Regions from separate parts of the Mus musculus genome. Here region 2 is linked to region 1. The links are chromatin loops, found by intact Hi-C in ENCODE. Cell type or tissue: heart. All regions are shown on one strand. Each heading gives the region's core, and the rest is flanking DNA. Links, peaks and the distances in the headings are about the cores only. Region 1 holds the start of Spice1 (spindle and centriole associated protein 1). Region 2 overlaps Sidt1 (SID1 transmembrane family, member 1).

Region 1 (12,238 bases), core at 2,435-10,434:
TAATGTCAGAACTAAAGTAACTGTTGTAGAAATTTTTAATCTCGACCTGGGAGTTCTACCCCACCTTGATCAGTTAGTTCCTGGATAAAAGATACACACAACCTTTATATTTATAATAAGCCTTAATCAGTACTAGTGCTGGACAGATACTTACTTTCTAAGTTATTAGAATCTATTTTCTTATCCATAACCCTGAGTTATTACTTACTATGTTTCATCTGGACTGCTCTTAACTCCAACTGGCCAGCCCTCAGGGCCATGTTCTCTTGAGCTCACCTAACCCATGGTGCCTTTTCTTCCTTCTCCACCACCTTTTTCTTCTCCTTGTGGTTTTCTTCCGACTCCAAGCCTGGAAAACCTGAACCCTACCTGTATCTCTTCTTCCCAGATGTTGGTTGTTGGCATCTTTATTTACCAATCACAAATAACGTGGGGACAGGGACATAGGTCTACTTGCAGAGTCCAGGTCTTAGCATTACAATAGACTGCAAGATCAAACCTCAACTCTAAATTTGAATTCAACAGTATTAACGGGTTAATAGATCAAATATTTGCCACCTGCAGAAGACTAATGGAGATCTATGTTAACCAGACTTTCTTGTTGCTTTAACATACATGAGAGAAACAATTAAAATGAAGAAAAGATGTACTTGGCTTACTTTTAAGAGGTTGCAATGCAAACCAGGCTAGCTCTGAGACTTTGTGCCTGTGATGAGACCAAATGTAGTGTCAGGTGCCTCACCAAGGTAGGTAGGAAGCACAGAGAGATAAAGGAACAAGGGAGGTAGCATATCTTTCCAGTGCATGCCGACTGTGATCTGTTTTCTCCAATTGGATCTGATCTCCCAATAATATCTCATTTTCTAATACAGTCAAGGGATTAGTCCATTAAATATGTCAGAGTCCTCAGGATCCAGTCATATCTTCAATAGTGCCAAAGGTGGGGACCACTCTTCCATTATACAAACTGTTGTGGGGAACACGTCTGATCCAAACCATAATTATTTACCTTCATCCTCTATCTCATAGCACACAGTGCACATAGACCATCTCTAAGAGTCCCATGACCTTAACAGTGACAACAGTGTTCAACGTGTCCTAAACATGATTCCCTAAACATGAATCAGAAAGAAAATTATATGGCAGCCCAGAATAAGCATTACTATTCCAAATGTAGGCATGGAAAGGAGAGATGGGAGCAATCAAGATTCAATCCCAGCAGGAAAAAACATTAAATCATGTCTGCTATCTCTAGCGTGCAACAACATAATTTACAGCTTTAAATTATCCCGTGTAGCTGCTCTTGTTCATCATATCATGATGAGAACACACTGGGAAGTTTACGTTTTATAATACAGTTGACTATAGACAAGACTAGAGAATCTTCTAATGGTGAAAAAGTCTGCTTCTAGTCTTCCCTGAACTGGCCAAGCTCTTCCAAGCAAGAGAATAAAGCAAAAGAAGCAGCTGGTTTGACTGAACGTTCAAATGGTCAACAGCTTGTCCATAGATAACAACAGAATTGGACCAACAATTCCTGCAGCATCCTCCTCTTGATGGTTGGGATTTGATCACAACTGAGAGTTTCCGTATTGGTTTTCCTCCCAGAATTGATCAGAGATTCATATAACATATTTTAGTTTCAATCTTCACACTGTAAAAATCAGGAAGTATTAATAATGTTTATTCTTACAGTGATACTCAAGATTGTCTTCCTAGTTTAAGAATAAAACAATAGAGTAAAATCTTCCACAGCCAAAGTGGTAGAAATAATTGAAGACTTATCAGCTGACCTCTTTTGAGAATAAAAAGGTGTCATTGATTCAGAGATTGGCATAGCAAGAAACCCAACCACTGTCATTTGTGTTTGGTATAGACTCAAAGTCAGGTTAGGCTTGACAGCTGTAATCTGGTAAAGCACGTGTCTAGCAGAAGTAAGACACTGAATTTGATTTCCACAACAACAATAAAATCGTAAAAAAGTGTTTTAAAAGTAAAGAAAGAAAAGCTAGAGAGCAGAAAACGTTTATGGTGAAATAAAGACAAGGCTTTGGGGATTCTCTGGTTAGGTGTTGGCACTGGGGAGCTGAAGAGGGATTGAATGGATAGTGGGTGTCCTGTGGTTTGGGAGCATATTAGGACAAGCCAAAAAAAAAAAAGGTAAAAAAATAGCTTTCTTGAGGTACAAAAGGTACAAATGACATATGTCAATTTCCACAAGTTTAATGTTTTTAAAAACAACACCTGTTTTGCGTGCACGCACACACACACACACACACACACACACACACACACACAATCTGTGAAGCCACCAGGACAGGATCATATCCATCCTTTTCCAGAGATTCCTTCGTCCTCGTCTAACTGGCTCCGTCCTATCCCAAGAGCCCACTCACCTACTGCCACTCTTTATTGGTTTTCATTTTCCCCAAGTTTTATATAAATGGAACCATAGAATATATGTTATTTGGTTTCTTCCATTCAGCACAGTAACTATGATATACATAAAGGCTTCTGTAGCAATAGTTTGTTATTATTCCTGACTGTGCAGTGTTTCCGTGTGTAGATATGTAACAATGTGTTTTCCCATTTATCTGTTGATGAGTGTTTATCTGAGATAACAGCTTTTGGCTATTACAAACAAAGCTGCTGCAGGCTTGCATGTATAAGTCTTTGTAGGACCATATTTTCCTTCCTCTTTGATAAAGATCCAGAATTGGGATGACTGTATCACACAGTGGGCTCCAGACACCTTGAGATATCTTTATATATATGAAAATATAAGTCCTTAATTGAAATACTTGTATTAGTCTATGGGCTTTTTGACTTGTTAACAGGAAGTGTGAGAAAAAATTCAATTTTAATGAATTCCAGTTTATCTTATATTTATGGATTATGTTTGCCCAACCCACATAGGTTCTTCAATATTTTCTGCTTTTGTCCATTTGCACACGTGGAAGCTAGAGGTCAATGTCAAGCAAATTAATTCACAAATTTCAATGTTATATTTTGACACTGGACTCAATCCAACTAGACTGGCTAGCCGATGAACTCCAGGGTCCATGGGTCTTTGCCTCCCAGCACCAGGCTTATGGTCCAGTTTCTTTTGCCTTTACTTCTGTAAAAACACCCTGGTCAAAAGTAACACAGAGGAGGGAAAGGTTTACTTGGCTTAAAATTCCAGATTACAGTTCATCATTGGAGAACTCAAGGCAGGAATTCAGGGCAAGAACTTGAAGGCTGACATATTTGCTATTCCACACAGTAGAACCTCAGACCTTGGAACTCACTTGTCCAGCCAAAGGGCACAGCAGAAACAGAGAATACTGCAGGCTAGCTGGCTTATCCTCATCTATCCTTAAAAAAAAAAAAAAAAAAAAAAATACAGGGATGAACTGCCACCCAGAGTGGGCTGGGCTCTTCTACTTCAATCAAAAATCAAGGTAATTCCCCACAGACTGTCAAGAGGCTAATCTGATATAGGTGATTTCTAAACTGAGGCTCTCTTCTCAGGTTGGCATTTAAAATTAACCACCACAGATTACAAATGTACACCACCATGCCTGGCCTGGGGATGGAACCCGGGTTTTCCATTTTAGGCAGGAGGTACTTTTCAAGCTGAGCTATATCCCCAGTCCTGTATTCCTTTTTTGATTAATTTATTGAATGTGATCAGTATACTGTTTAGATCCATTATTTTGCATATGGAAATATAACTATTCCAGCAAGATTCTTTTTTTTTTTTTTTTTTTTTTTTTTTTTGGTTTTTCGAGACAGGGTTTCTCTGTATAGCCCTGGCTGTCCTGGAACTCACTTTGTAGACTAGGCCGGCCTCGAACTCAGAAATCTGCCTGCCTCTGCCTCCCGAGTGCTGGGATTAAAGGCGTGTGCCACCACGCCCAGCTAAGATTCATTTTTTAAAGCTACCATTTCTCCACTAAACTACCTTTATGAAACATTAGTTTTCTACACTTGTATGAGTTTACTTTGAGTTTTGCTTTACTTCATTGATATATTTGAATGACTGTTTTCTTAGTCAGGGTTTGTATTCCTGCATCATGGCCAAGAAGCAAGTTGGGGAGGAAAGGGTTTATTAAGCTCACACTTCCACATTGCTGTTCATCATCAAAGGAAGTTAGGACTGGATCAGGAAGCAGGAGCTGATGCAGAGGCCATGGAGAGATGCTACTGGCTTGCCTCCCCTGGCTAGCTCACCTTGCTTTCTTATAGAACCCAAGACTACCAGCCCAGGGATGGCACCACCCACAACGGGCCCTCCCACCCTTGATCACTAACTGAGAAAATGCCTTACAGCTGGATCTCATGGAGACATTTCCTCAAAGGAGGCTCCTTTCTCTGTGATAACTCCAGCTTGAGTCAAGTTGACACACAAACCCAGACAGTATAACTGTCGATCCATATCATGACATTATGATTGCTATAATCTTCATAATAAGTTTTAAAATCAGTCATGTTTAGAAATCAAATTTTGTTCTTTTGATTTTGGCTATTGTAGGTCTTTCACAAGAATTTCAGAATCAGTTTGCTAATTATTTTTCTAAAGAAAATGCATTTTAATAGGTATGAAATACATAAAATAAACAAGATATATATATATATATATATATATATATATATATATATATATATGGAAAAGAATAAAACAAGGAAGCAAGTGGAACAACATATATTATTGTCCTACTGTCTAGTTTGTTTCTAAAGAGAAATTGTTATATACCCTTTTTATGTTCTTGTGCACATATGTTTTTAGATTTTTTTTCTTTATCACTAGTTTTGATTGATTTGATTATTATGTACTTTGTAGTTTTCTTGTGTGTGTGCATGCGCACACATGTTTCATTGGGTTTTGGAAGTTGAAGGAAAAGATGAACTCTGTGGGTAAATATGTTGATAGAAGGCAGAAACAGTGATGGAAGCGGATTTAAGTTTTCTGAAATTAATTCAGTGTTAAAAACGAAATGAGAAGCAAGTCCATAGACTGGCATGAGGTTAGAGGAGATAAATAAGAAAGTATACTACTGTTATCTAGGGGAGTGAGAGAATTAACGGAGCAGAGACCTAACAGGATGCTCCATCAACTTTAGGTAGGGGCTTACCTAAAGTTGGGGGGCATGAGTCAGCATGGACAAGCACTTAGGAGAGCCAGTGCTGGTTACTTGGCAAGTGACTACAGCAAGTTGGAGAGGAAGGGGTGATGACGATTACATAGACAACACGTCCACATTGGATCAGAGTGGAAAGTCTCAGAAGGCAGTTCATTGCACCTGGATGACACTGAATATACACCTGTTGATCCGTGTGTAGCTTTCCCCTTAACAATTGAAGGTCAGGGGTTTCCAAGGAACTTATCAAGGGTAAGACATTCATTGTAAAGTCCTTAACATGATTTATGAAGTTATGCACATCCTGCCTCCACCCAAGCACAATCACCAAGTTTTCTCAACTTCTATTCCTCCATTGCAGTTTGACGTACATCCTTGCACAGGCAATTCCCTCTGTAGAAATGCTCTTTCTTTTTAAATAATCTACTCCTCCTTTCATTTCAGCTTTCCTGCGATATTGAAATATTCCCATAAGGTCACTATCTAGTTTGTACAGTTCCTTCTTAGCATGTATACAGTTTTCACCTTATACATTTCGGTCGTCAATAGCTTGCTGCTATGGGGTTGTAAACTTGCTGAGAGCAGGGTCAGTTTTAGTTCCCGGTGAACCTAGCGCGTTTGGCTCCACTGGGAGGTAGCAAGACATATTTCTAAGCAAACGATCAAAAGTTAAGGCAAGGAAGTGCGGTATGTGGAGGTTGGTGTGCAAGTTTCTTTTGGAGACTTCTAGAGGCTTATGACAGGCGCGCCATTTGGCCCTTTGGGTGAGAACTGCAGAGCCCCACGCCAGTACCGCCTCTGGGTCGCCTCGGAGGAGCTCGCCGGATGTACGCAAAGGCGTGGGGGCGGAGCTCTGGTAACCCAGGCAACGGCCCGGAAGCCACTTTCCGCGTTCCCCCGTGGCGGGCTCTGTGGTTCTGGAGGCTGAACTTTTAGTCGGGGCGGAGGCACAGTCGGCCAGCGGCAAGGCAGGTTGGGGTGAAGCGGGGGCATAGGGCGAGGAGAAGCGGCCGGCGTCTCCGCCTGGGTCTCGGCGCCCGGGTGGGCGTGCGCACCCCAGGGCCGGCCGCTCGCCTCGCAGAGCCTGAGAGTGCGGTTCCGGGGAGCGCCTGGATCCCCCGCGGGACAGCGGGCCCCGCGCACGCGCGCCGCGTTCCCGCACCCTGCTGGCGGGAGAAATCCCGAGGCCGGCGGGTGATGCAGTTGTTTACTGTCCCGCTAGGGAGTGGCAGAGTATCGGGTGTTGGGACAGGGCGCGTCCTTTAAGTTGAGCGTTTAGGTGAGGGTTTCTAAGGAAGGGGCCGTTTGAAAGTTTGGGACAGGCTTGAGCTTGGGAGTCAAAAATAGGAAATTGTTCCAGACAGTGCATGGCACTGCTTGTGAAGGTCACAGCTGGGTCTCAGTATGGGTGGGAGGGAAAACTGGGGCCGCACGAAGAGCAGCTCTTGAAGTTGGATTTTTCTCTACAGTGGGCTCCATTAAAATCTTACGAGGGAGTAAAACGTTGAGATCCCTGTATCCCTGTATCCGGGTAAGATTGATGGCAGGGACAGTGTTCTGGTTGTCCCCCAGTTTGTTTTCATACTAGTTAAGGTAAATCTGGTAGAATTCCACCATCCCTCCTTAAGAGCAGGCAAGGGCTTCCAGTGGTCTTTTGTATAGCCCTCAAATTGCAGGGGCCCTCAGTTAGCTTTTAGACTGTTATTGTTCAGACTGAAACAAATTCTGTAAATGTTCCACACACACACACACACACACACACACACACACACACACACACCCACTTGCAGAGAACATTTTCTTTCTGATTTTCTCCCCCCATCCCCCTTTCTTTTTTTGTTTTTTTCAAGACAGGGTTTCCCTGTGTAGCCCTGGCTGTCCTGGAGTTCACTCTGTCGACCAGGTTGTCCTCGAACTCAGAAATCTGCTTGCCCCAGCCTCCCAAGTGCTGAGATTTAAGGCTTGGGCCACCACTGCCCAGCATTCTGATTTTCTTTTATTTACTCTTTATTTTCAGCCCGACTTTGTGGAGGGAATTAAGGAGAGGAGGCAGCTTTTCTTCATGTGTATTGAAGATTAGGAACTTCCTTGACACAAAGAATTAACTTTCAGGCTTGCCTTTTGTAAGAAGTTGTTTAGTTATGATCTTTTGAGAAACGTACCTCTGAGAGGGCACAGGCTACTTCTCTGTTTTGTTTTATTTGGTGCCTAGCAAGCACGTTGAAAGTTACTTGATAACGTGGAGTGGATGGATGAATGGGAAGAAAACCTTACAGGAAAATTAATAACAGGCTGTTCAGAATTGTTCCTAGTAGAAATGGAAAAGAACGGACAGATGGGCGGGATATTTCAAGGAAGGATTTATAGATTGTGTTACATAGCAGACAAAGAGACAGTTAGGAACCAGAGGCGATGCTTACGCTTAAGCCAGAGCAACAAGAAGGATGGCAATTCTCTAAGTTTAGTAACTGAGTCAAACAGTTAGGTATCTAGATCTAGAGGATTGGGAGGGCTGTGCCAAACGAGCTGCATCTTACTATACTCTGAGGTGTATGGAAGGGCAGTGAATGCACAGCAAAGGACGCTTGATGTTTTAGGGACAGTTAGGAAACATTCATTAGAAACTGTCTAGTTATGGTCCTTTAGTTATGTGTCTGTGTGCCCGGTATAGGAATAGCTTTGCTGAGAGGTTTCTGAGAATCACTAAGGGGGCTGTTGGACCTCACGATGGTCCAGAAAGCAAGCTCAGTGGAAGTTGGCATATGACTAGACTCATTTGCAGTTTACTGCCATTGCTCACATCCAGTGCGTGGGGGTGTGGTAGGGTTCCCCAGTATTGGGTGAAGGGACACGTGTAAGAGGAGGACAGGACAGGGATAGACCGAGATGAGGGCCCTTGGCTACGTTTTCCAAGGAAAGAGTCCAGCGTAGTCTGAAGAGGAAAGAGTAGTGAAATAGCAGGAAAAAGGGTGTTGTGGAAGCCGCGGAAGAGGAAAGTGCCTGAGAAGTAAGGAAGGGTTTGCACTCTTAGCGTTAGGAAGCAGTTAACGTTCCTCATTTTCTCCACACTGGCCCCACTTCTGCAGGGTGCTGCGATTTATTGACTGCCCTTAAAATACCTCTAGTCTCTGTTATGCCTCAAACAAACAGTGCTCATTTCCCTCAGTTCCCCACAACTGCCTTTGAGAGGTAAACAGGCACATGGACCTTTAACCCCTTTTAGCTACTTGTAAGTTTTTGTATGCGTCAGATTCATGACTGTTTCCAGGGTTGAGGCTGGTAGAGTTTTAACTTATGAAAAAAAATGTAATATTTTAAATATAATTTGAAATAAAAATTCCCTCCCTTTTGAAGAGTTGCTTGTTTTTACCCAGCAAAGTTGATCCGTTGTTTGTGGTTTCCTAGCGTATACTTTATAGTCAGGACACTGAGTGTCAGTTCCTTCCTCTCCTCATTGTTATCTGTGTCACTGTGAGCAGTGTGATTCTGTCCTCATTTGAGAAAAGAGGTAAAAATTGTCACTGATGTCATCAACACTTAAATAGGACTTAGTATGTGTCAGGCAGGGGTTCCAAGCAGCTTACCTATTTAATTAGCTTCATTTTAGGGTTATCAACAGAGCGAATCCATAGACTTTGGTTCCAGGCTGTATTCTTAGCCACTGTGCTGTGCTATCTCTTAAGACAGTGTATGTCTCACGGAATTGTGGGATTAGTGCTAAGGCTCTTCATTATCAATGCATATATATTAACATCAGGTAGTTTATACATGCAGTTCTTGTTTTTTGCTTTTTTACATTTAACTTTTTCTCACAGGTGCATATGGTGTGTGTGTGTAGGTCAGAGGTTGATATTGGGTGTCTTGGTTGGTTCTTCTCTATCTTATAAACTGTAGTAGGGTACCTCCCTTGAATCTAGAACTTGCTAATTTGGCTAATGTAGCTAGCCAATTTAGGGATTGCCTATCTCTTCTCCTGAGCCCTGAGGTTACAGGGCTGCCCTGCCTCCTGGTTCTCATAGTTAATATACTCAAACTTCATTCACATTGTAGCATGTGTCAGTACTTTATATCTTATTGCCAAATAACATCCCAGTTGTATAGATATGTCACATATTTATGTAGTCATCAATTAATGGGCATTTTGAGATGTTTCCACTTTTGTCTATTAACTATAATATTATTGTGGACATTCACTTACAGGGTTTTCTTTGGACTAATGTCTTTAATTCTCTTTAATGGTTATGTAGGAGAATTTCTGAGTCACATGGTAATGTTGTTTAAATTTTTGAATAACTTCCCACTGGTCTTCCAAAGCGCCTATGTAAATTTACATTCCAATCAAATATATGAAGGTTCCAGTTTCTTCAAACTTGTGCCAATACTTTTTTTTTTTTTTTATTAAAGTCACCCTTGACTGGTTTTGACTGGCATTTAATTATGTTGGTCACTTTTTAAAAAAGGTTTATCTTGTTTTATATTGTATGAATGCTTTGCCTGTATGTATGTGTACCGTGTGCTGCCTGGTGCCTTTGGTGGATAGAAGAGGTTGTCAGATCTCCTGGAACCGGAGTTACGGATGGTTGTAAAACAACATGTAGGTTGTGGGAATTGAACTCAGGTTCTCAGGAAGAACAGCAAGGGTTCTTAACCACTGAGCCATCTCACCAGTCCCCATATTGACAATCTCTTCTTTTTATGTGCTTATTTACCATCTGCAGTATCTTATTTGGAGATACCTATTCAAGACCTATGCCCACTTAAATTTGGTTGTTTGACTAGTCCAGTTATGAGAATTTTTTATGTATATTCTAGATACCGGGTAAGTGATTTGCAAATAACTTTTGCCACTGCATTAGGTATCTTTTCACTTTTTTTGATTATACCTTTGAGTACAATATTTAAAATTTTTGATGAACCCAACTGTCCTCCCTACATCTTGGTTTCTTGTGCTTTTGGCTCTGTTCTCCAGCCTGACCTAGGGTTCACAGCTCTTTACACTCATGCTTTCTTCTAATAGTCATACAGTTTTAGTTCTGACATTTTAATATATGACTTCATGTTATATGCTAATTTTTGTACCCTGTATGAGGTAGGAGTCGGACTTTTTCAAAGGAATATTGAAAACAGTGCTCTTTGAAGTGAATTGCTTTGGCACCTTGTTGGAATATTAGTGTCTGTAAATGCAGTGGTTCATTTTGACTTTTGTCTGTTCCATGTCCGGTTAAGTGCTGGCTGTGTTTCTACTGCAAGTGAACTTCACAGTTGGTTAACTCTTTGCCCCTTAGTTTCCTCATCTATAAAATGAGTAAGTAGTAAGCACTTCATGGAGCTGTTGTAATAAGAGACTAATAGGTGCAAAGAGCTTAGGACAGTCTGCATGTAGTAAGAACCTAGACTGCCTTAGCCGACCTTCGTTGCTTCCGCTACAGCGGCTACTGGCATCACCACTGTAAGACTTAGTTGTTGGCGACAGATGATGCTGAGAAGGTCTTGTTTCTACGTACAACTGCAACCAGATCCCTTCCCCCACTTTGTAAAACTTCTGTTCAGACTTGATCAGTAGCCTTAATGGAAGGTGATGTGAAGCCAGGAAAACTCTCAAGATACAGGCACAGGCAGAATCTTTCTGTGTGAGACTGTTGACAAATGTGTGCTGATGAGCTGCCCGGTGGATTTTGCTACCAATGTTTATCCCTGACGTCTACATGGTGGTAGGAGGAAACCAACTCCTGCAAACTGTTCTCTGGCCCTCATGTGTACAGTGCGCATGTGCTCCTTCTTCACCCCAGAGATAAGCAAGTAAAGGTAATGAAAGGATTGACAGAGATGTTAGGCCCTTTCAAAAAGTTGCACACTTGGAACTCAAAGAGGAAGAAATAACCTTCAATGTGGGTAAAAGTACTTCCCTATTGTATTGTAGTTATTTGACAGGGCATTGATAACCAGAATATAGAACTTTGAAAAAACTAAACACACACACACACACACACACACACACACACAAAAGACATCGACTAATTAGTGGGCAAATGAACCAAACAGTTTTCAAAACAAGTACAAATGACCAATAAATACAAGAGAAAAATGTTCCGGAGCTGGATGGATGGCTCAGTACTATTCTTCTGAAGGACTGGCTGAGTTTGGTTCATGGCACCCATATTGGGTGGTTCATGATCACCCATAACTCTGACTTTAGGGGTTCTGACATCCTCTTCTGGCCTCTGTATACACAGAAATAGTTTTTTTTTTATTTTTATTTTTTAATACTCAGTATCTTCAGACATCAGTGAAATGCAAACAAAGCCCCATTGAGAGTCTCCCTCACCAGAATGACTATTTTCATCAAGAAAAATGACAAATACTGTGAGGATATTGGGAGCTGAAGAGGAGCCCCTGTATGTCGCTGTTGGGAATGTAATTAGTACAACCAATATAGAGGTTCTTCAAACTAAAAACACTGAAAGGACCACCTTATGATTGTGGTTGTACCACTCCTGGCTATGTACCCAAAGGAGTCTGAGGCCACCACAGGCATACCTGTGCATCCGTGTTTATTATGATACTGTTCTCAGTAGAAGTCAAGCCAGGCTGTGAATTCAGCCTAGATATCCATCAACAGATAAGTAGGTAAAGAAAATGTGATGTATATAGAGAATATTTATCCAGCCACAAAAAGAATGAAATCCTATGTGCAGGAAAATAGAACTAAGTGGAAATAAACCAGACTCAGAGAGAAGTATTACTTGTTTTCTCTGGAGTTCAGAAACAGATGTGAAAGTAGGAGGGAAACACTTGATTGTTTGTGAAGAGGGAGGGGACCAGTTGGAGGGGGAGGAGAGAGGACAGTTGGTGGATAGAATCAAAGTATGTATGTACATGTATGAAAACATTACAAAACTCATATAAGTTAACAAAGTTTGAAATAAAAATAGGTAAACCAAGTCTGAATTGTTGGTCTGCCATAGGGGTCAGTGTGAGGAAACTTGCCTGGCATAGTTTACACCTGGGCATCAATTTAAGCCTAGCACCACAGGAAAAAACAAAATAAGTAGTCATCGTGACTTACCTCCTTTGCTGGATTGTAAGCTCTGAAATTAGACAACACGTTTAGAGAG
Region 2 (12,238 bases), core at 2,185-10,184, 48 kb before region 1:
TCGAGTCATCTAAAGATGCTAGCATCAATATCAGATGACGTGGTGTGTCCACTTTAGAGTCCATAGCCAGAGTAAAGACCAGAGTGCTGTGCTGTGTGTGGCCTGGGACAAGCCCTTTCAAATCTGGGAAGTGTCATCTGCTGTTAGCAGGGCTACATGGGACCTTTGATGCTCTCATTGCCAGATCAGAGGAATGACAAAGTCAACACTGACTTTCTAGGTTAGCAACAGAAAGCATGAACTTTCCTGAAGCAATCTGTGTACTTTGACCAGGAATTTAATTTTTATAAATGTCCCTCATGATTTGAGTGACAATTGTAATACTGGATCAACATAGACTTTCTATTTTCTTGTTTTGTTTTTGTTTGTTTGTTTTGGTTCCTTGAGTTTTATTGCCTTTAAAATAGAAACAATTAAGCCTTCTAGTTTTTTTTGCAGAGCTAACAGTAGCTACAAAAGCAACAGTATGTCCATGGAGATGAAACAATATTTGCTAGAGTGGCCCTGACTGAGGTGAGCAAGGTGTATCTTATCATAGGCTCCTATTAGTTAACAGCACAAAGCTAAGGAAACTCACTGGCAATTCAGTGTCAAAGCAAGAGGCATCAAAGTTTCCATTCATCTGTTTCAAAATGAAACACAGGAAACAAATACTTACACAAGCTGCTTTGGTGATTAAAGTAAGGGAAGAAGGGAAAGGAAAGACTTCTGAGTCAGGAGAGGAAATGCATGGAAGGAAGATGGGGAAAAGAGTAGGCAGAAGGGGCACACAGAGGGATGGAGTAAGAAGAAAGATTTATAGAAGAGTAATAAAATAGAAGACAGAAGAAAAGGTGAGTTCCTGGAGCGCTAGGGACAAACTGTCAGTAATTTTGAATGAGGGACCATAAGACTCACAGGACCTTAAGTCTCATATCAGTGAGCTCCTGTCAGGGCACAGAGGGTGTTCCAAATCCCACTTTGTTTGCTGAGGAAATGATGTACTATTACTCTGCACCATGGACTTCACACTGTCATTCCCGTTATCTGCTGATCGCCATTTATTGTGAGCTCCCTTCCAGTCCCTGCCCTTCCAGCCAGCCCTCCTGATACCTCTTGCTCTCCGGGGTTCATCCTTCTGGGATGGGATCTGCCCTCGTGCATATGGATCCCACATTTCTTTCTGTCTCTGGGACCCAGCATCTTCAAATATCAACTCCCTTATTTATCATCTTTGCCTTTTCCACTCCTTCATTTGTCTATCATTTCAAAATAAGTAACAGACTATTGCAACTAAGTTTTTCCTTTACTCTTCCCCTTGTATGTGTGTGTGTGCGTGTGTGTGTGTGTGTACCCATGTTCATGGGTACCCACACATGTGGGAGGGGAGGCCAGAAGTCAGTCAATGTTGAGTGTGATTCTCTATCGCTATCCACATTATTTTTCTTAGTTTAGTCTTTTATCCTTTGAAAATCTTGTAGAAGTCTACAACATATGTTAAACATTTCTGCCCCTGACTCAATTCCCCCTGCTTATCCCCAGTATATTTCACTTCTGGTTTTGAGTCTCCGTCTCCGTCTGTCTCCTCCTCCTCCTCCTCCTCCTCCTCCTCCTCCTCCTCCTCCTCCTCCTCCACTAGGGCATGGCCAACCTGCTGGTGGTCACCCCTTGAAGAAAAGTGACTTTCCCTACTGTAGCAGCCATCAACTGTCAATAGGGCCACAGCAGGAGGTGGAACCTTGGATGCCCCTCCTGCCTCCATGTTGGAATTTTTAAAAAAGATTTATTTTAATGTAAATGTGTGTATGTGTGTGTGTGTGTGTGTGTGTATGTATGTATGTATGTATGTATGTATGTATGTATGTATGTATGTGTCTGTGGGTGCCTGCAGAGGCCAGAAGAAGGTGTCAGAGTCTCTGAACTGAAGTTACAGGTGGTTGTAAGCCACCATGTTAGGGCTGGGAACCAAACTCTGACCCTCTGGAAGAGCAGTAGTATTCTTACTGCTGAGCTATCTCTCAGCCTTGCCATGCTGACATAGAGAGATCCTTGCTCCCTATGCAATAGGAGATTATCTCAGAGATGGCTGGTAAAATTTGTTACTCTTATTATAAAGAAATATGCAAATTTCTTTTGCATGTGCATGGTTTTGAAACAGGATTTGGTGTATTCCAGACTGGCCTCAAATTTGCTTTGTAGCTGAGCACAACCTTGAACTCCTGATCTTCCTGCCTCCGCTTTAAGTGGTGTGATTCTAGGCATGGAATTCCACACAGTTTGAGCAGTGTTGGGTGGCTAACTCATGGCTTCATGCATGCTAGGCAAGCACCCTATTACAACCCTATGAGGCCCTGAAATTACAAACAAATACTGCAGGTTAAGACCTAAAAAAGAAAACAAACAAAACAAAACACCCACTAGAAACATAAAGGTAGCAAAAATAGGATTGAGACAAGGCAATATGAAATAATGACCATGGGGCAGACAGGATAGGGAAAAGAGGGAGCATGCACTGAAACTCTGGGGTACAGGGTCTGGTGCATTTTTTGACACAGGGTCTCATGTAGTCCAGGCTGGTCTCAAACTTGCTGCATAGCTACTACTACTACTACTACTACTACTACTACTACTACTACTACTAGATAAGTTCACTAATCCTATAAGGTCATTCTCACTATGGTCATGTGAATATGCTTGGCCCATAGGAAGTGGCACTATTGGGAGATGTGGCCTTGTGGGAGGAAGGGTTTCAATATGTAAATGAGCTTTGAGGCTTCCTCATGTTCAAGCTCCACCCAGTGTGGAAGACGTCCCCTCCTGGCTGCCTGCAGAAGACAGTCTCCTTTTGGCTACCTATGGATCAAGATGTAGAACTCTTGGCTCCTTCAGCACCAATTCTGTCTGCATGATGCCATGCTTCCCACCATGATTATAATGAACCCCAATTAAATGCTGTCCTTTATAAGAGTTGCCTTGGTCATGGTGTCTCTTTATAACAGTGAAACCCTAAGACACATCATTGGCACTGGGTGTCATTCTTTCCTACTCAGACTCTTTCATCGCCCTTAATTCCAGCTGGCTACCCCTCATCTTCATTGCAGCAGGTCCCAGTCCTTAGAGGAGCCATGTGCAGAGCACTCCCCAGCCCCACCCAATCCCCATGCTCTTCAGGGGGCTGTTATTTTGTTCCTCCTCTCACCCATGACTCTCCATCTCTGCTAGTTTTCTCTGTTCCCTTTCAGTGCTCTCTAGAATTCCAGTAGGGAATTTCTCTTTTGTTTTATTTGGGTCAGTTTGTTAATGACCAGCAGGTCGTCTTCCAGCTTTCTAGTCATAGGAAAAGATCCCCGCTGTCCACTCTTGACTTTGGCCCTTCAAGAGGAGTTTGTCAACACACCCTGGGGTTTAGAGAACACCACATCCCAAGCAAGAGGAGGAGGAGGAGGAGGAGGAAGAGGAGGAGGAGGAGGAGGAGGAAGAGGAGGAGGAGGAGGGATGCAGGCTGGATAACTGTACCTCCATTTATAATCCAACTGAAAGCCACAGCCGTATGCTGGATAAGTTGGAGAGAGGTAGCAGAGAAGTGTGTACCAGTACCAAATCACACATCTCTGCTGAAGACTGCTTCCCATTTGTTTTGCACTGGCTATCTTGAGACTTTATTGCCGTAAGGAATAGATCATCATCCTGGGACTCCACTTGTTTGGGGTTTTTTTCTCACCTTTCTCCTAATAATGCACCCAACAGCCTGTTAAGATTAAAATCTCTTTCCTGCATTGAGTGCATGCACACTGCCCTCCAAACAAAAGAATAACTTTCCCCTCCCCTCAATGATCACCAAGAAAGGGCAGTTTCTATTTACTCTTACTCTAGATATCTCTGAGCATGACAGAAGGGTGTCAAGTCAGGCCTGAACTACTTTTGGATTCATGCACAGTAAGGCAAACTGTGTCTTCTGAGTGAAGATTTAGGGAGAATTGACTGTTTATTATCTTGAGTCCATGCAGAGTTGAGCATCATGAGAAAGGAAATGCACAATGACCAAAGGTTTACATAATCTATGCCTGCCAAACAAAATAGAACCATCTGGGATTTGCCCTTATCAACCATACTCCTCCTGTTCTTGAACCCCATAAAAGGATCCCCAAATAATAGCCAAGACCTTTGAGTAGATGTGCATGGTCTGGACGCCTGACTACTAATTTCTGATCTGTACTATTGATTATCTTTTGAATAGTTTTTTTTTTGTTCTAATTTGAAGTCTGTGTACCTTTATTTCAAGAACTTGAATAAGAGGCCAAAATCTGGAAGCACGTAGCCCAGACTGCAATCACTGGTAATGCCTAAAAACCAGCCAGCCAGTCTTCTATTCCAGCTGGGATGGAGTCTCTTCCCCTTCATATACTAAACCTAGGCAAAGCCCTTAGGAACAGATCAACCCACAGCTTTGCATTCAGCGAGACTGCCTCCACCCTGGACCGTTGGGCCACAGCGTTGAGAATCCAGTGAATGAATACACGGAAGTTTACGATGTGTGGATACAGCTTGTTGGTAATGCTGTAAGTCTGACATTCCCCATAAAGCAAAAAGCTTAGCTGAAGATCAAAAAGTATTTCATCGAAGCAAAGTTTTGGTAATTTCTACATTTCAAGTGCCTTCTAAGCCAAGAAGAGAAGAGGAAGAGGTTAACTGTGAACCTCCTTGACCAGCAGTGAAGCTGCTCTTGCTTGAGACCGGTCATGCAGTCAGTCACACTGTTCAATCTTCATTTCCTCTAACCAAATGCAATGCCATTCTCTGCCCCCCAACTCCCCTTCCCTTCATATTCATTCAAGTTTTGTGAATTTCGCCTCCTACATTTTTCAAGACACCTCCTCACTTTCTACCTTGACCATTCATTGTATTAGCCTTCTAATCTCTCTGCATCCAATATTGTCTCCTTCAAACCCATCCCTCACACTACTAATCGTGCAACACAGACAACTTCATTCTCAATGCCTTCCTATGTTCCCACTACCCCATTCTATGTCCCTCCTCCCACCTAGTGGCTGCCTGTTCCTACAGTGCCCCCTCCCACCATCCCCTGCCTACAACTACCAACCCTAATGACACAGAATCACCCATTGTCATTGGGAGTTGTTGGGAAAATGACGTACATGTGTGTGAAAAGAGTTTAAAGGCACAACTGCCTCACTTTGAAGTCTGAATTAGAGTAAACAAATGCTTTGTGCAATTGAGAAGCATATTTAGGAAGGTGTAAATTTGGGACGATGTGATTTAAATGTTTTAAATTTTATTTATTAATAATAATAATTGTTATTATATTATTATTATTTTGGTTTATCGAGACAGGTTTTCTCTGTGTAGCCTTGGCTGTCCTGGAACTCACTCTGTAGACCAGGCTGGCCTCAAACTCAGAAATCCACCTGCCTCTGCCTCCCAAGTGCTGGGATTAAAGGCGTGTGCCACCACTACCCGGCAGGACGATGTGATTTAAATGGAAAGAGGAGAGAGTCTAAGAACAGGAAGCCAGAAACAGAGTTGAGCTTTGATTTTGACCTTTCTTTGTCTCTGTGAGTTTGGACATGATCCTAGCATCTCTCTGGACCTCAGAGCTGGGTGCCCATGCATCCCTCTTGTCATGGCTTCTAAGGAGGTAGACGTTTGAGGATGGATGGCTTGAGCCTAAAAGTCCGAGGCTAGACTGGCAGCATAGGTAGATTCCCGTCTCAAATAAGAACAACAAAAATCCCTGAGCATCAGCGAAACGCGTTCTCTATGCATTCTAGTCTGTCATTCTGAACTGTATGGCAGAAACTGCCATGTCAGGGCTCATTCTCAATACTTGGAGTCTGGTTCTTACCACAGCCCTCATCTGGACTCCATGACCACCATCCTCTCCTCAGGCTTGTGTGTTTCATAATGCTTGCAAGGTCTGTTTGAGGCCACAAAGCCATATTACACGAAGTGAAAACAGACAACAGTGTGGCAGAATAGATTTGCATGTCATTCGTTACCTTGACCGAATGGCTTCAGTTTCATAGCTTCCTTTCCGAGGGCTCGAACGACCTCACTGAAAAATCAGCCCTGCAATTCTTACTGGCTACCGCTAGGTGACAGTAAGAGCTCAAAGGTACAACTGGCAAAGGCAGGGCCTCCCTGAAGGTTCAAGTTGAGCTCAGGTTCGAAGAATGATCGGCTTATTGTAATGATGGCCCATGAGCTGAGTGGGTATCCACAGGCAAAACAGAGCCGAAAACCGAGAGTCATCGTCACCTACTTACGGGAGCTGGAAGTGCTTGATTTTGGTGACCAGCAACTTGTAGTGGGCACCATGGGGCGCCATGGACGCTACATCTACAAAGATCAGCTGCTCCAAAGGGCCCGTCTCATTGGTTGCTTTTGAAGGGCATAGAGTGCGGCTGACTTCCTGGTAGTTGTAGCTCCTTTGGTATCTGTAGCCGCGGGTATAGACAACATCAGCAAGGAGAAGGAGACACAGTGAACACAGCCAGGGAGAATGCTATCTCACACTACGCCCCTCTAATCTGGCTTCAAGTCCTATGCTTTCAATTTCAGGCTGGGCCCATTGATAGCAATCCTGGAACTCCTATCGTTGACATCCATCGTATGACAGGGACATAGAGACTATTATGTCCAGACCAGTATCCTTAGCAGTGTCTATATTCCATTAAGTCAGACTCCCAAGTCATTCAAGGAAAACCACTAAAATCTGAGGAAGGAACTCTTCTAATTAAGCAGCCAACGGAATCTTTTCTTTTTTCAGTTTCACTGATTTCAAGTGAAAACAATCAAACTTCCGTATTTAACACTCAAATTCCAGCAGCTTTAAAAACCATGCAATCACACTTCAGCTGCCTGTTTCTCTACACCTTCTGGGCTTTGTATGGATGCCACAGTGCTTTAATGAACTCTCCATGGCACAACAGGTACTCTGCCAGGGCAGAGAGTTCTGTTGTTTTTCATAGCGTCTTCCTGAACCTCCCTCTTGGCTCTGCTCTGTAAATACCACTGAGCGAAGAGTGCACACAGAAGAGACTTTTGAAGATGGGGTTCATGCTGCTTGTACGTCGACTGGTATGGGATGATCCATTTTCAAAAGAGGGGATAGAATATTATGATAGGCCATTGTTCAAATGGCCTAGCCACTGAAGTGCTAGACAGAATGCTCATCTGAAATTCAGAGAGAATAGAAATGTATACCACTGATCAGCCTTGGGGCATCCACTGTTTGCACTTGGCATGCACTACCCTGGCATTTGGATGCCTGAGTTCTCTTCTGGCTAAGAGGGAAAAACCAGACAAAACAAAACAGAACAAAACAAAACAAAAAACCTGGCTAAGTCTAAGGACATTGTAGAGTGTCAAATGTAGTGAAGTTGCCTGGGCGGAGAATACTTACAGTCCTTGGAAGAGCAGAGGGACCTGCCAGGACAACACTTCTTTCTGCTGGCGAACCACAACCAGGACTGGGTAGTCCAGGTTGTCAGAGGAACTGTTGACATGCACCCGCACGGCTGTCACCTGTGAGGCAGGCGAGAGCAAACTCACTGACTCCAGACATTTCTTCTCATGACAGGCACCCCAAACGCCCCAAGTTGTCTTTTATTATCCGGAGTGGGTCTCAACCTTGACCACATGTTGAAGTTGCCCCAGGAAATAATGGATGCATTGGATATAATCTGCTTAAAAATTCTGATTCAATTATTCTGTGATGAGGCCAAATTACGGAGCCTTCTCACAGCAAGCTTAGGAGTTGGAGCTGAGCAGCCGACTGACATAAGGCTTCAAGAATAACTCCAGAAGAGAAAAAGAAAGATGGATGTATTTTTTCTTATTTGAATATAAATAATATCAAAATCACAATCCCCAACACACTTCATAGTCTACAAGACCCCCCAGCTGTTGATAAACTTCGGGTATGGTAAATCATTTTGTTTCCATTCTTTTTTTTTAAACAACCCACGAGATGGTCTGTTGCTCCCTCTCCATCCTGCAGAGCGTCCCATGGAGGCTGAGTCCTTCCTGCTCAGGGGTAAACAGGTCGCTAACATAACCGTCCTCACCAGCAGCTCACAGAGCACACAGGGTGATCGTGGATGAAGCTGAGGCTGCTACTGGAGCTACAGGGCTTTGTTATTTTCCTTAAAAAATGTACAGTACCATATGAAATATAGAAAATAATGAAGGAAAATAAAGAAGAGTAGAAGAGAAACTAAAACTTACATTACACTTACTAAACGTGACATTTTAATTTATGGGTCTATTGCTTTTACTCTCTCTTCAAAGTGTCTTCATTAGGGGGCTGGTAAAATGGCTCAGCAGCCAGCTCAGTGGTTAAATCAGAATTCAGATCCCCAGAACCCAAGTAAAATTCTGAGTGGGCCAGGTTGCCTTTCTGCCTTGGGATACAGAGACAGGAGACCCCTGGAGCAAACTGACAAGAGGGATTAACTATATCCGCTTTGTCTTTGTCTTTGTCTCTGTCTCGGTGAGTAAGCTTGGCAAGTTAGTGAAGACATCTCTCATTCATTACCTCCAGATACACACATGTACACCTGCACCTACACATGCAAACATGCATGTACACAGGCATGGCGGTGGGAGGTGGGGCAAGCGCTCTCTCTCTCTCTCTCCCTCTCTCTCTCTCTCTCTCTCTCTCTCTCTCTCTGGGAAGAAAGATCTATCACACATGCGGGCTGAGAGGAAACAGACCCAGCCAGGGTGTTTTACCCTAGCACTTACTTCTCTCCGTTCTCCCTGACCAAGCCACTGCTTCACGTTTTCAGTGTTAGGACAGCCAAAGAGTTACTTATTAATTTGATAAGAAATGCATGCTCCCGAGGGAGCATTTCCTGTGCCTACAGTGTGTCTCCATGGAAATTGTGTTGCAGCTGATAATTGCTCAAATCACATCTCTAGTGCAGACCTCTTTGTTAAACCGGGATTTCTGCCGGCTCTGCCTCTCAAACTTAATGTGGCTACATGGAGTCTCACGTTTCCTTCACTTCTGATTTTCCTTTCTGTGACGAGAAGTTTCATCACAGCTGTTCATCTGGTCCTTTCTTCTGCCACTTCACACTGCTCTCATCTATTCCTCCCTCCCTTCTTGTTAAGCTCCACCCTCAATGCCCTCTTTGACTAAGCTCCACCCTCAATGCCCTCTTTGACTAAGCTCCACCCTCAATACCCTCTTTGACTAAGCTCCACCCTCAATACCCTCTTTGACTAAGCTCTACCCTCAATACCCTCTTTGATGGCCTCTTTTCTCTACTGATTTGAGTCCCTCAGTGCTCTCCTTGGTCTCTTCCCTCAGGGCTGCATCTCTTAGGATGTCAATTTCATCTGTCATTCCCTGTTTAAGAGACCTAAAATGGTTCAGAAAAATATTCGGTCTTATATCAAAGTAAGAAGAAAGCTATAATAAATAGATCTGGATTTTTCATCTTTGAGAACTCCCAACAAATATATTTTATTTTACCCATACTTTCTGTTTCCTTCACTGTATCCTGAAACACACACACACACACACACACACACACACACACACACACACACACAGAGCTTATTATTCAATTATCAAATAGTTCAATGTATATCTCTAAGAGATAGGGCTTCCTTAACAAAATCCATAAACAGGGGTTAGATAGATGGCCCAGCAGTTAAAAGCACTTGCTGCTTCTGTAGAGGACCCAGGTTCCGTTCCCAGCCTCCATGTGGTAGCTCACAACTGTCCTTAACTCCAGTTCTGGGGAACCCAGTGCCCTCTTTTGTCCTCTGAGGGTACCAGCCATGCATGTGGTATACATACAAGTTGATAAATATCTATATACATATGGTAAAAATAATAAATCTTCAAAACATAAACGGTATGATCTCAATACTATTTGAACTCTTTTGATTTATCTGATAGTTGTATGAGTTTTTCAATTTTTCAGATTTTTTTTCAGTTTCATTTTTAAAATGGGGTACAAGGCCAGACAGTGGTGGCTCATACCTTTAATCCCAGCACTTGGGAGGCAGAGACAGGTGGATTTCTGAGTTCGAGGCCAGCCTGGTCTACAGAGTGAGTTCCAGGACAGCTAGGGCCTCACAGAGAAACCCTGTCTCAAAAACCAAAAAAAAAAAAAAAAAAAGGGTACAAATTAATTTGATTCACACACTGTACCTGTTTCATCTTGTCTGATACCAGTCCTTCATTCTTCTTAATTGTTGACTAATATTCCATTGCACAAATATATGTATATTTTATTTATCTAGTCTTTGGCTGATGGACATTTGTGTTACTTATACACTTTGAGTATTTACAAACAATACTGTTATATCCGTGTACCAACCTTGTGTGAATATATATTTCCACTTCTTTTTGCTATAGACTATGATTAGATTTCTGGAAAACATAGTACCTCTGTATTCAACTTTTTGAGGAGCTGCCAAAATGTTTTTCAGAGTTGTATCATTTAACACTCCAGTAATTTACATATTCAGCAATCTTCCTTGTTTCATTACTTCTTTGCCAACACTTGCTGCTATCTTTATCCCAGCCCTCCTAGTGGGTAAAAAGCTATATATGCTATTGTAGACTGCACAGTATTTTATTTTTATTTCTTTGTTTCTGTTTTGATTTTTAGATGGGACTTCTCGAGTAGCTTGAGGTGGCCTTGAGCTCATGATCTCCCATCCTCTGTTTCCCAAGTGCTGGGATTACAGGTGCATGCATGCCCTTATGCCTAACTGGTATTTTAGCTGTTAGTTTCACTGCCGGGCTCTTCTAGGAAGCTGCCAGTATTGTTTTCAGAATCCCCAGAGCCTAGCAGAATAAATTACCTTAGAAGCAGGTTGACTTTTTAAATTGTAGTGCAAACATTCTAGTACTAGACAGCATATGTGTTTACAGTGAGGTTTAACCTACTCTAAATGAACTTAGAGCAGTCAGAACCCAGGCAAACAGAGGGATTCCTCTTTCCTTTCATTCACCTAGATGCCACCTCCTTCTTAGGGACCTGGTGCCAGAAGGGGGTTGCTCACATTTTTTCCCCACACTTCATTATATAGCAGAAATTCTTGAACATTAGCAAATTCCCACCTCCCCAATTAGGGTGTGTGTGTGTGTGTGTGTGTGTGTGTGTAATTCAGCTGATGAAGAACGAACCTCAAACTATTCATTTCTAAGACATGCTGGTGGGCAGTAGGTGTACCTAATTTGGGACCTACACTTTGGAAGCACTATTCTAAAGCCATCTCCCGATCTACTGGCTGATCCTACGTGCCATTGTGAGATGCCCAACCATGAGCTCAGCACTGTTTCAGCAGCCTGGGAGCTCTTTTGTTGGAACTGATGTGGGAGCAGAAAAGCTACATCATGGCTGTATTAAGCCCATCCACTGCCCATCCATCTCCACATCTTGATCTTCCTGGTTGGGTTATCATAATCCAATTACATTTTTTATTACTTAATAATGATCTTACCAGCCAAATAAAAACAAACTCGGAGATACTGACACAATACATTGCACAAAAGATTCTAGAGTATGCGGGCTGGAGAGATGGCTCAGCCATTAAAGGCTAGGCTCACAACCAAAAATATAAGATTCTAGAGTATGCATTGTTTGTCACTGAGCAGTTTTGCAAGATGAACAGATCAGCCATTAGGCAGAGGAGAGGATGAGGGGCCTGCTCAAACCCTGCTTTGCCTTCCCAGAAGCTAACGAGCAGCTGAGAAAAATGGATTATGCCTACCACAGTGAAGCAGGCTGTGTGAAGACAAAGCTTAATGAAGGGCAGATACTGCCCACGCTGAATGGCCTCTGCCACCTTGTAGTTCACCATTCTCAAGGTCCACGTTGTCCTCCTGTTGCTTTTATTCATTGACATGGCAAAACAAAACAAACAAAAACCCCAAATCACAGATAGTGTTTCTTCCTGTATTTACTACAAGCAGGGAATCACATTATAGGCAAGAGAGAATTATGCAAGTATTTCAGCTTCTGGTAGTATACAGATTATGTTTTGAAAGCTTTGAAAGCTTTGAGACCCTCTTTTTAATCTTTTATGTCATCAGGGACACACTCAAAATCGGAAGTGATACATTGTTCTTGCAAATTAAGAATGAAAAACGAGTTTAATTCTAAATTGACTCTGTTTTTGCTAAAGACTGCAGCTTCTGCTGGTTGAAACAGCCAGAGGCTGTTGGCTTCCGTTATTAAACATGGCAGTATGTGCCCTTTGATCTTGAAAA

Evidence for each region. Hi-C counts contacts between places; a loop is a spot of excess contacts. Peaks named below come from ENCODE experiments on the same cell type or tissue, not always from the same donor. Only the 100,000 strongest peaks of a DNase experiment are listed, where the experiment ranks them.
Region 2: it touches region 1 in a loop (1.8-fold over the local background); 6 of 42 quality-filtered maps call a loop at or near these places.

Annotation. Positions count from the first base shown.
Region 1 is chr16:44,341,416-44,353,653 of GRCm38, forward strand. Spice1 (spindle and centriole associated protein 1) reads left to right here and starts at 5,986. Exons shown (of 18, transcript NM_144550.4): 1 at 5,986-6,091. In heart, for the core only: a CTCF peak has its summit at 6,323; DNase peaks (open chromatin) are centred at 6,006 and 6,216; H3K4me3 peaks cover 1,931 bases; H3K27ac peaks cover 1,650 bases.
Region 2 is chr16:44,293,539-44,305,776 of GRCm38, forward strand. Sidt1 (SID1 transmembrane family, member 1) reads right to left here. Exons shown (of 25, transcript NM_198034.3): 2 at 7,403-7,524; 3 at 6,264-6,434. Among named protein-coding and RNA genes, the nearest start is that of Sidt1, 33 kb to the right of the region's middle. In heart, for the core only: a CTCF peak has its summit at 6,072; no DNase peak of the experiment used is centred there; H3K27me3 peaks cover 549 bases.